Regions from separate parts of the Homo sapiens genome. Here region 2 is linked to region 1. Evidence: read pairs that join two places in POLR2A ChIA-PET (ENCODE). Cell type or tissue: OCI-LY7. All regions are shown on one strand.

Region 1 (5,000 bases):
CACTCAGCAGCCTCTGCTCTGGCATCCTTTGTTGCATGTCCATTCTCCCATTCATTCACTCATTCACTTATTTATTCATTCATTCCACAAACATGTGTCAGGAACCCAAAGTGTGCTGGACTCTGGGGCCTGGAGTGTGGAACACAGACTTGACGGGGAGGCTGAGAGGGGATTATACCCCACCCATCCCACCTCTCCTCACCAGGCCATAAGAGGGGTTGGGGGTAGGGGAGTAGGAGCTTTTCTCCTAGTTCTCAAGGTTCACCTCATGGGGTCCAGGGAAGCCTGATGAAGGAGAAGTTTCTGAAGTTAATTGGGCTGGATGTGGCTCCTGAAGGGATACAGGATGAGGAAGGAGGAGCCATCATGCTGGGGGACCAAGAGAGGGGGGTACCACTGACACCTGGCTTGGAGGGGAAGGAAACGAATTTGGCTTCAGTGTAAGTGTTCCCTTGAATTTCTTTTCTTTTAGAAGATGAAAAAAGAGTGAAGAGGCACAGAGTGGGGAATTGGTGGATAAAAGTGAGCACAGAGAGAGGGCGAATGCTTCCAAGGCCCTGCTCCCTCGAGCCCTCATGCCCTGTCCCTCTGTCTCCTCCACCTCCCTCCCTCTGCAGGCCATCCTCTACTCTCTCATCTCATCAATGTCTCCCCTACCCTCCAGACTATGTCTGAAGCTCCCAAGGAATAGCTGAAAAGTGCAGTGACCCCTAAACCTGCTCCCTCCTATCCCACTCCACCTCTGCATCCAGATTTTGCTTCGAAGTTCTGTCCCAAGACTTACAACCAGAAAAGAAGTCCTACTTAGAAAAACAAGTTGTCTTCATTAGAGGGTGGAAGGAGCAAACAGCCTCCTTCACGCTGAGTTGCGGGTTACTCTGCTAGTGAGCTTGTGAGCTGTTGTTAGTGGGTTGTCAATGCCAACTCCAAACCCCATTTAAATCCTGGGGAATAGGGAAATTGCTCTTAGAGGTCTCATTCAAGGTTAGTTGACAGATGGTGACAGTTCAGCGACTTGTCTAATGATATGCCATAAAGATTCGTTCTCTTCTCTTCCTTTTCGAATTTCATTAGGGAGGTCCCATACATTCTTAAGATCTTCCTTGTCATCTCTGTGGCCACAGACCAGCTTCTGACCTCTTCCCCAAGCACCAGAGCCTCATGGTGGTTAGGAGCTTTGGAGCCAGGGGCGTGGGTTCTTACTAGCTGTGGGAACTTGGGCAAGTAGCTAACCTCTTGGAGCTGTAGTGTCCTCATCTGTAAGATGGGGATAACAATATCTACCCTTTGGGATGTTATGAGAATTAAATGAGATAATGCATGTGAAGGGCTTAGCATGGTGCCTGGTAGAGAGTAATCTCTTAATGTTTGTCAGCCAATACTAATGACAATAATATTATCTCCACTTGGATGACCTACAAGTACCTTAAACTCGGTATTTCTTCACTATAAACCAGTTTTCTGGCCTCACTTTCTAGTTCCCTTTAAAGAAATCAGCATTCTTCCTACATGTCTTTGGGGACAAGGTCACCTGGATTCTACTTTGTGCCTTTCTTGTGACCTTTCTACCTATTCCTTTATGGCCATGTTCAGCCCTTCATTATGTCTTCCCTGGAGTCCCTGATGCCAGTCTCTCCATTCAATCCTCTCCACATAGCCATCAGATTTGACTTTTGGATTATGTCACTCTCCTCCTCAAGAACCTTCAGTGTCTCTCTAGTGTCCACTACCAAAGTAACCACATACTTCTTACACTTCTCTCCACAATATGCCCCGATATACCTGACCACCCACCTCCATGCCCTTCCCCTTGCCCAGATTTTCTCCCTGGAAGTTTACATAATTTTCTCCACCACCCTCTTGTTCTCCAGTATGTGCATCACCAGCAGGACAGACTTGCAGCGCCTATTCTGAGTGAAAAAGAGAATCTTTTGGTGCTACCCTCAACCAACCTCATCCTTTCTCCACTTGGATTCTTCTCAACATTGACCCTCTTGAAAAGATCATAAAAACTCACTTTAAGGTGTATATGAGGAGTTTTGTCTCCCAGGAAGGTTTGCATTGTATCTGTAATGGTGGAGTCTCAGGCATTGACTTCCCAGGTGAAGGAAGGGTGATTTTGGGATGGGGGGGCCTTCCTGAAACCTCTGAAGAAACAGCACACCAGCACCTCTGCCAGCCAGCTGCATCCAGGATCAATGTTCCCCCTAGTTCTGGTTCACTCTTTTGAAGCTTTCCAAGTCCCAGAAGTGAATTCTTAGCCTTTCTTTGAGCTCTCTTTGGTCCAGGCACAGCTGTAGGAAAAATTGTACAGTGGCATGAAAAAAGTGAAGGGTTTAGTGTAGTAAATTCTGCAAATTTTCTTTTAAAAAAAACTGCATTTTAAAAAATAAAAATACTATGTCCTATTGTAAGGTAAATGTATTTCTACATATGCATGTACACAAATGTACTTAAGGGATAATTCAGTTGAAAGTCGTTATAGATCTTTACTGTAAAAATCCTTGGTTTACCCAAATTAATGTTTCTCCTGAAAATGAGAATTCTTGAATTACATTGGATTTGGGGGAACAACTGCTAATCTATAGGACGTGAGCATCTGGTAGGTGCCCAATATATTTTTTATACACCTGCATATAAAGTGCAAATACTCTGGGCTGGGCAACATGGTTTTCAGTTTTTGCACATGTGCACACACACGTGTGTGTATGTGGTAATACGTTCTTATGCGTTCTATCCAAATGGTATTCAGAAACAATACTGTGGCTTTATTTGATGCACTTGTATTTTTTTCCATTATGGTTGGTTTTGAATACACTCACAATTACTGTTTTCAAAGCAGTTCCCATTTCACCCTCTATAAATGTAGATTTATACAGTGGTGAAATTTATACAGTGGTGATTTCACAGTGATGAAAATTGACACTAAAGAGCTGTTCAGCCCTGTTCATCTCACCTGCTGACTACAGGTGTACAGGAAGAGTGCTGATTTCCTCTGTGCCAGCCTGGACATGGCTGGTTACCCAGACTGGGCTTCCAAGGCAAACTGGTTCTAGTTTGTAAACTGTAAATGGAAATGGCTTTACTTCCTTACATATACACTTTCTAAATAAAGCTCTAAAAGGTGGAAAAAAAGAGAAAAAAGAAAAAAGTAAAGGGCATGAAACCAGCCAGAAACTGCAAAAAGTACTCATCCATGAGAGGAAGAGGACATTGCTGCCAGGCTGGTGGGGAAGCAGGAGATCCTAGAGACTGAGGGAGGCTGAAAAGTGGAACCCAGGGCAAAGGTTTGTGTGCGCCCATGTGCACACACACATGCACACACTCATGGATACAACAGGAGCTCCAACAGAAAGAGCTAGGAACACAGCTCTGGCATCTTATGTGTCTCAGTCCACAGCCTTGCCCAGGCCCAGCAGAGGCTCACTCTGCCCCTTCTTATTTGCCCCTTTGCCCATGATTCTCAGATGCCAGAATCCAGGCTCTATCCCCATGGCTCCCTGTGAAATGTCCTGGGCACCTCCTCAGGGTGCTGGGGAGACCACCATAGGAAAAGGCTTATCACAGGATAAGACTCAGGAGGCCTGGGTTCTCCCTCTGCTTCTGCCTCCATATCCAACTCAGATTCTTCTATTACAAAGAAACTCAAAGTTCTCCCAGATCTCTTCCAGCTCCAACAACAGATGATTATTTTAGAAAATAGTGAAACTCAGAGAATCAGTTTATCAGAATGTTTTGGCTGCAAATAACAAAGCACTTAGTATAAGAGAACTAAATGACGAGGGTTGATTCATCAGAGAAAACCTGCAGTTCAGAGGGAGGTGATTCCAGGGTCATTGTGGTGGCTCCGAGAGATCAAGGACCCAGGCTCCCTCTGCTTTCTTTAGGGCTGCTGCTGCCTTCCCTCATGGTGGCAAGATGGCTGCAGTGGCTCCAAGCTTTTCTTCTCATGTGGTGGCTTCTCAAGCAGGAAGAAAGGGGCCAGGGACACAATGAGTGAGGAAAGCCTTTCCCAGAAGCTTCCAGCATTTCCCCTCAGGTCTCTTTGGCTAGAGCTGGGTCACAGGCCTAACCTTAGACCTGTCGCTGAACAAGGGGATAGGACTGACCAGTCATGGTCCCTATACTTGGGCCAGGTAGAGATATGAAGAAATAAAAACTTGGGGTTCTATTAGCAATAAAGGGAAGGGGAGCAGCCACTGGGTGACCAACAGTGCCTGCCACAATCAGGGGGAACGCGTTCAGGAGCAAGAAACCAAGACTATCTGGTGGTTGTAACCAGGAAGGACATTTATTGGAAGAAATGTGTGGTGTGAGTCTGGAGGAAACAGCCCAGAAAAAAACCAGGAAGCACAATACATGCCTTTTAGCCGGAGTGGCCTGGTGTGGATTCCTCATCACGGCAGAAGAATTCTACTGCTTCTGGGCTATGTGTCACTTGTTCAAGATTGAAGTCTTGGCAGCAATATAGTATTGGCTCAGGCTGGGGTTCAGGCCTATGACCTGGATAGCTGAGTGCAGAGAGAAGGAAGACTTGGCCTTTTTAGTCTCCAAAATGGCCACCCACCAAGACTATATAATAGGAGATTTCCCTCCAATAGGAAAGAGGAGTTGGATGCTACTCGGCCAAAACAAAGCCAGATGGCCCAGCTAATATCCAGGAATTTGAAAAGCCCTTATTGAGCCTGTAGCCTGGGAAATGGGAAGGCAATGGCTGGACTTACTTATGGCCACCATGATTAATTACCAGGAAGCAAGTCACGACTATATGCTTCATATGATTTTGCAAGTTTTATTAACAGCTGGGTAAGTTTACTTTGATTATAATGTGAGTATCTATGTCCACCAACTTTGTAGTGTGGTTAGTTGTTCACAATTTTAAGAAATTGTAAGAATAGAGTTGTTAAAGAAAAAAAAAGACTTAGAAGGAACATTTAAAAAAATTACTTAGTCTCAGAGATTGCCAGCTGGATACATCACACCTGAGTGAAGCTGTGGAA
Region 2 (5,000 bases), 140 kb after region 1:
TATGCAAAACCACTTTTTTTTTTTGAGACGGGGCTTCCGTCTGTCACCCAGGCTAGAGATAGTGGCTTGATGGCAGCTCACTGCAGCCTCAACCTCCTAGGCTCAATAGATCCTCCCATCTGAGCCTCCTGAGTAGCTGGGACTACAGGGGCACACCACCATGCCCAGCTAAATTTTTGTATTTTTAGTAGAGATGGGGTTTTGCCATGTTTCCCAGGCTGGTCTCAAACTCCTGGGCTCAAGTGATCCACCTACCTCAGCCTCCCAAAATGCTGGGATTACAGGTGTGAGCCATTGTGCCCAGCTGCAAAACCACATTTTATAGCTAAAGAAGTTGAGGCTCAGAGAGATTACTTACCCAGGGTAATAGGGCTAATAAGTAGTGACACTGGGACTTGAACCCAAGTTTCTCCAATTCCAAATCCTTTAGTGATAATTAGTGTGTTCTGCTTCTTTCCCCAGCATGAGGATATGGTATATGTATTTGTAACTACCTAAAGCCATGAGGGTTTGGTTAACAAAATTCTATAAAAGGTCTTATATGAGCCTACAGGACAGAGACCATGGTGGTGTGGGGCAATACAAACAGCATGGGAAGACCTCCTGCTAAACGTGGTGGATTAGCATTCTGCATGTATTTTTTCTCACTTTCTTATAGATTTTTCATAAAGATAGCTGCAATAATTTCTCCCATTCCTGAAACAAGCCTCTTTACAGTGTGATTTTGTCAGTCCTCCCATCAAGATAAAAAGTCTTAAATCTGATCTGACTTGCTTTGACAAACAGAATTCAGTGGAAGTGATGTTGCCTTTAACTTTTTGGAACATTGCCCTGAGACCACCCTTTAAATAAGCTAGTCTAGCATATTAGAAGATGAGGGACCAAGCGGGGAGAACTGAGGAACCCCAACCAACAGCTAGCACCAACTTGTATTTTCCAGGCCAGCCAATGATAACTGAATGCAGCAGTATGAGTGAACTCAGGTGAAACCAGCAAAGGGGTCACCCAGTCAGTTCCTAGAATCATGAGAAATCATAAATTATTGTTGCTTTAAGCTATGAAGTTTGGCGTGATATATTATGTAACAGTGGATAACATCCTTCCAAATCCCACCTCATTCACCCCCCTGCAAAAAAAAAAAAAAAAAAAAAAAACCACTAATAATGGAATTACAAAGCCATTGGGTCAAAAGGATGAAGAGATAAGAAGATAACCACTGGGGAGGAAAGACTTCCAAACATTTTTATAGATGGGCAGGTAGGTAGAGGAGCAGTCTCCACACAGAGCTAAGTCACACCCCACATGCATACAAGAGAAGTGTGTGATGAGAAGTGAACCAAGGTGCTCCACAGAATCTCCAAAAAGTTGATGCTTAAAGGCACCAGGTACCACAGAAAGCAGGGGTGAGACTCAGGGCTAAGCAATAGGAGGCCACCCCCTCCTCTCTTTTTGCATGGAAGAGGCCAGAAATGTATTATCTGGAGAAGTTGACCTGGAGATGCTCTGAGTCAGGTCTGGAACTCAAGACACTAGTCACAGCACAGCATGACAGTGAGGCAGGAGTTTGAAAAATGGGAGAGTAATTTTAAAATATATATAAACTATGGACTCTCAGATTCTTTGGCTGTTCCCAGAACACTAGCAGCTGGGTGTCACTGCCTTTCCAGGCAGGTAATTGGAAGATTCTCCTCTAGATAGATTGAGCTTCTTCACCCACATCCTCCACTCTTAGAAAAGATCTCCACAAAACTTTACTTGAAGATTCTCAGTAAAACAGCCTTCTAACCATCTGGTCACCCTACTATGATGCTCACTAACTTACAAGACTTCCTCACTCTTAAATATGAAGGATCACCGGATATTTGAAATGAAAGAGACAGGTCAAAAGAAACAGAAAGGCCGAGCGCGGTGGCTCACACCTGTAATCCTAGCACTTTGGGAGGCCGAGGCAGGCAGATCACCTGAGGTCAGGAGTTCGAGACCAGCCTGGCCAACATGGTGAAACCCCATCTCTACTTAAAATACAAAAATTAGCCAGCCGTGGTGGCAGGCGCCTGTAATCCCAGCTACTCGGGAGGCTGAGGCAGGAGAATCGCTTGAACCCGGGAGGCGGAGGTTGCAGTGAGCCGAGATTGCGCCATTGCACTCCAGCCTGGGGAGCAAGAGTGAGCCTTCGTCTCAAAAAAAAAAAAAAAAACCAGAAAAAAAAAAGGCTCAGAAGAATCAGACACCAAGAATATACAGTAAGTAGAAAAACCTTTAAAAAACAAAAAGGAAGCTATAAATTAGTAATCTTGGAAAAATACAACATAAAAGGAACAGTCAGAGAAGAAAGCTCTTTGAAGCTTAAAATATAACTAAAGCAAAAAAATTTAATAGAAGCTGCCCAGTACAGGGAGTTTAAAAAAAAAAAAGGTTCACACCAGAGCACATCAGTATCAAATTTTAGAACCAAATGATCAAGAGAACATCCAGAAAGTCCTAGAAAGAGAAACACACCTAATAGACAAAGGAATGAAAGCAGGAAGGGATCTAACTTCTCATCAGAAGCACTAAACAGAACACAGTGGAGAAATGCCTTCAAAATTCTGAAGGAAAACGATTTTCAACTCAGATTAAACCCAGATAATAAAATTCAACCCAGAATTTTATATCCAGCCAAATGATCAATCAAATGTGAAGGGAAAATAAAACCATTTCTGGAATCCAGGACTCAAAAACTCAAAATCATGAAAGAGGAAGGCAAGGCATCCAGGAACATGGGTGGCAAAAGATAAGTAAAATCTCAGGGCAAGGAGAGAGTAGCCAGCTCAGCCTGAAACAGTAGGACAGAGAACTGGGGAGGGAAGTCTCGCCAAGTGACGATGGGAAGAACTGGTAAATTATATGGCATGTATAAGTAGTGGGACATTTTATTGCATACCTTTGATAGACCCAATAAAGGAATTGGGGGAAATTGCAATCCTTTATAAAGGGGAATCCTTTCCCCTTTATTAAGAAATGGGAAAGGGAGTGATGGTGTCTTACTTATTCCAGAAAAAAAATTGAGAAATGGCACTTAGCTGAACATTTTGAAATCTAAAGTAGGGCCAGGCACGGTGGCCCACACCTGTAATCCCAGCATTTTGGGAGGCCGAGGCAGATGGATCACCAGAGGTCAGGAGTTCAAGACCAGCCTGGCCAACATGGTGAAACCCCATCTCTACTAAAAATACGAAAATTAGCTGGGCATGGTGGCAGGTGCCTGTAATCCCAGGTACTCGGGAGGCTGAGGCAGGAGAATCGCTTGAACCTGGGAGGCAGAGGTTGCAGCGAGCCAAGATCATGCCACTGCACTCCAATTTGGGCGACAGAGCGAGACTCCATCAAAAAAAAAAAAAAAAAAAAGAAAAGAAAGAAATCTAAAGTAAAGACAGAAAAAGACATCTGCCTAGTGGAAAGTGGCTGCTTCAGAGTAGCAGGGCAGAGGAGGGAAAGAGTCAAGGCTGTCAGCTGCTGTTTTTTTTTCCCTCTGCCTTTTAGCCCTATTTGATTTTTAACTATGGGTATGGGTCACCTTAATAAAATATAACATTAATTTTTATGCAAAAATAAAGGGCATGGGCCTGAGAGTCATTGCCTGGATTCAAGTCCCACTCTGCAACCCTTATTGGTGGCAGAGCCTGGGTCAAGCCACTGGTCTTGCTGAGCCTCAGTTTCCTTATCTGCCTTGTAAAATGGAGGTGAAGATGAAATATAAGTGAAATATAAGGTGTAGATGAAATATAATGAACACGATGACTGTTAAGGGCCTGGCACAGGATATGTGTTTAGTAAATTATAGTCATTGTGATTTTTAACATTTTTGAGAAATTCCAGGGTATAAAATGAAAGCAAAATTTCACTGTCCAGCATTTGGGAGGAGCCGAGAAAGGCTGGTTGAATGTCGCCCTTGCATTTGTCAGTAGGTTCTCTGGCTGTTAAGCAGCACATGTTCTGCAGGCTCCCACCCAGACCCTCCATACCAGTCAACGGTGATGTCATAGTCAGCTTTCAGAGTGGATTATGAGGAGCTGGGATTCGGCAGAGAGTGGCTTTTCACATAAAGGCCCAATTCATGCCCAGGGACATGCTGGAGGGTTTTCCTTCTGACACAATCATCCCATACAATAAGCCACCTCCAGGGGATGGATCAAAAGCAGCTCCAAGATGGGCATTTCGTGCAAAGCTGGAGGAAGGCAGCCCCGGGCTCAGCTGGGGGCTGGGGAGCACAGTGGAGTCAGGCGGAAAGGTCCTGCCCTTGACCTTCCAAGGTCCTGGGCTCAGAGAAGCCAACAGTGGTCTTATGCCCCACCCAAGGGACAGGCCTCTATGGAAGGCCTAAGGCTGAGAGTGCTGACCCCTTGACCTTAATATATGTACATGTATATTTAAACAAATGTATTGAATGGGGAAATGTCTAGAAAGAGATATACTTTAAAATGTTACCCATAGTTCTTTCTGGATGGTGGTATTGGGGCTGATTTTAATTTCTTTTTATTTATCTGTATGTTTCAATTTTTGTACCAGGATTATACATTCCGTTTGAAGTTTTGATTAATAATAGCAATAATAAAGTAGGAGGTGCTGAATCCTGAGAGTGGGGAAGGTAGGAGGGAAAGTTCCAGGGCCCCTAAAAGGAACAAATGACAGTCAGCCTGAGAGATTCCTTAACAGCAGGGAACATGTCACTCCTCTTCCAGACAGAATTCTTAGAATTCAGAGAGGCTGAGGGTTGGGGTGTGCAGCAAGGCAGAATAATAGAAAACAGCTAATGCTTCAATAACAATGCATGCAATGTGCTGTTCTATTCTTTAACTCCTTTAATCCTCCCAATGACCTCATGAGATAGGGTCAATTATTCTCCCTACTTGACAGATGAGAAACTGGGGTCCAGAGAAGATAAGCACTTGACCAAGGTCCCTGCTGGAACTAGAACCCAAGCATCCCACTGTAGGCTCTGGGCTGGTAACTGCTACGCT

The links. Peaks named below come from ENCODE experiments on the same cell type or tissue, not always from the same donor. Only the 100,000 strongest peaks of a DNase experiment are listed, where the experiment ranks them.
Region 2: POLR2A ChIA-PET joins it to region 1 with 6 read pairs; 5 of 35 experiments call an interaction of 5 or more read pairs at or near these places.

The regions. Positions count from the first base shown.
Region 1 is chr1:212,651,143-212,656,142 of GRCh38, reverse strand. The region is part of intron 2 of LINC02773 (long intergenic non-protein coding RNA 2773); the gene reads left to right. Among named protein-coding and RNA genes, the nearest start is that of LINC02773, 12 kb to the left of the region's middle. RefSeq lists an enhancer at 1-502. In OCI-LY7, no CTCF peak of the experiment used is centred here; a DNase peak (open chromatin) is centred at 2,972; H3K4me3 peaks cover 355 bases.
Region 2 is chr1:212,506,634-212,511,633 of GRCh38, reverse strand. The region is part of intron 1 of LOC105372908 (a long non-coding RNA gene); the gene reads left to right. Among named protein-coding and RNA genes, the nearest start is that of LINC02771, 36 kb to the right of the region's middle. In OCI-LY7, no CTCF peak of the experiment used is centred here; no DNase peak of the experiment used is centred here.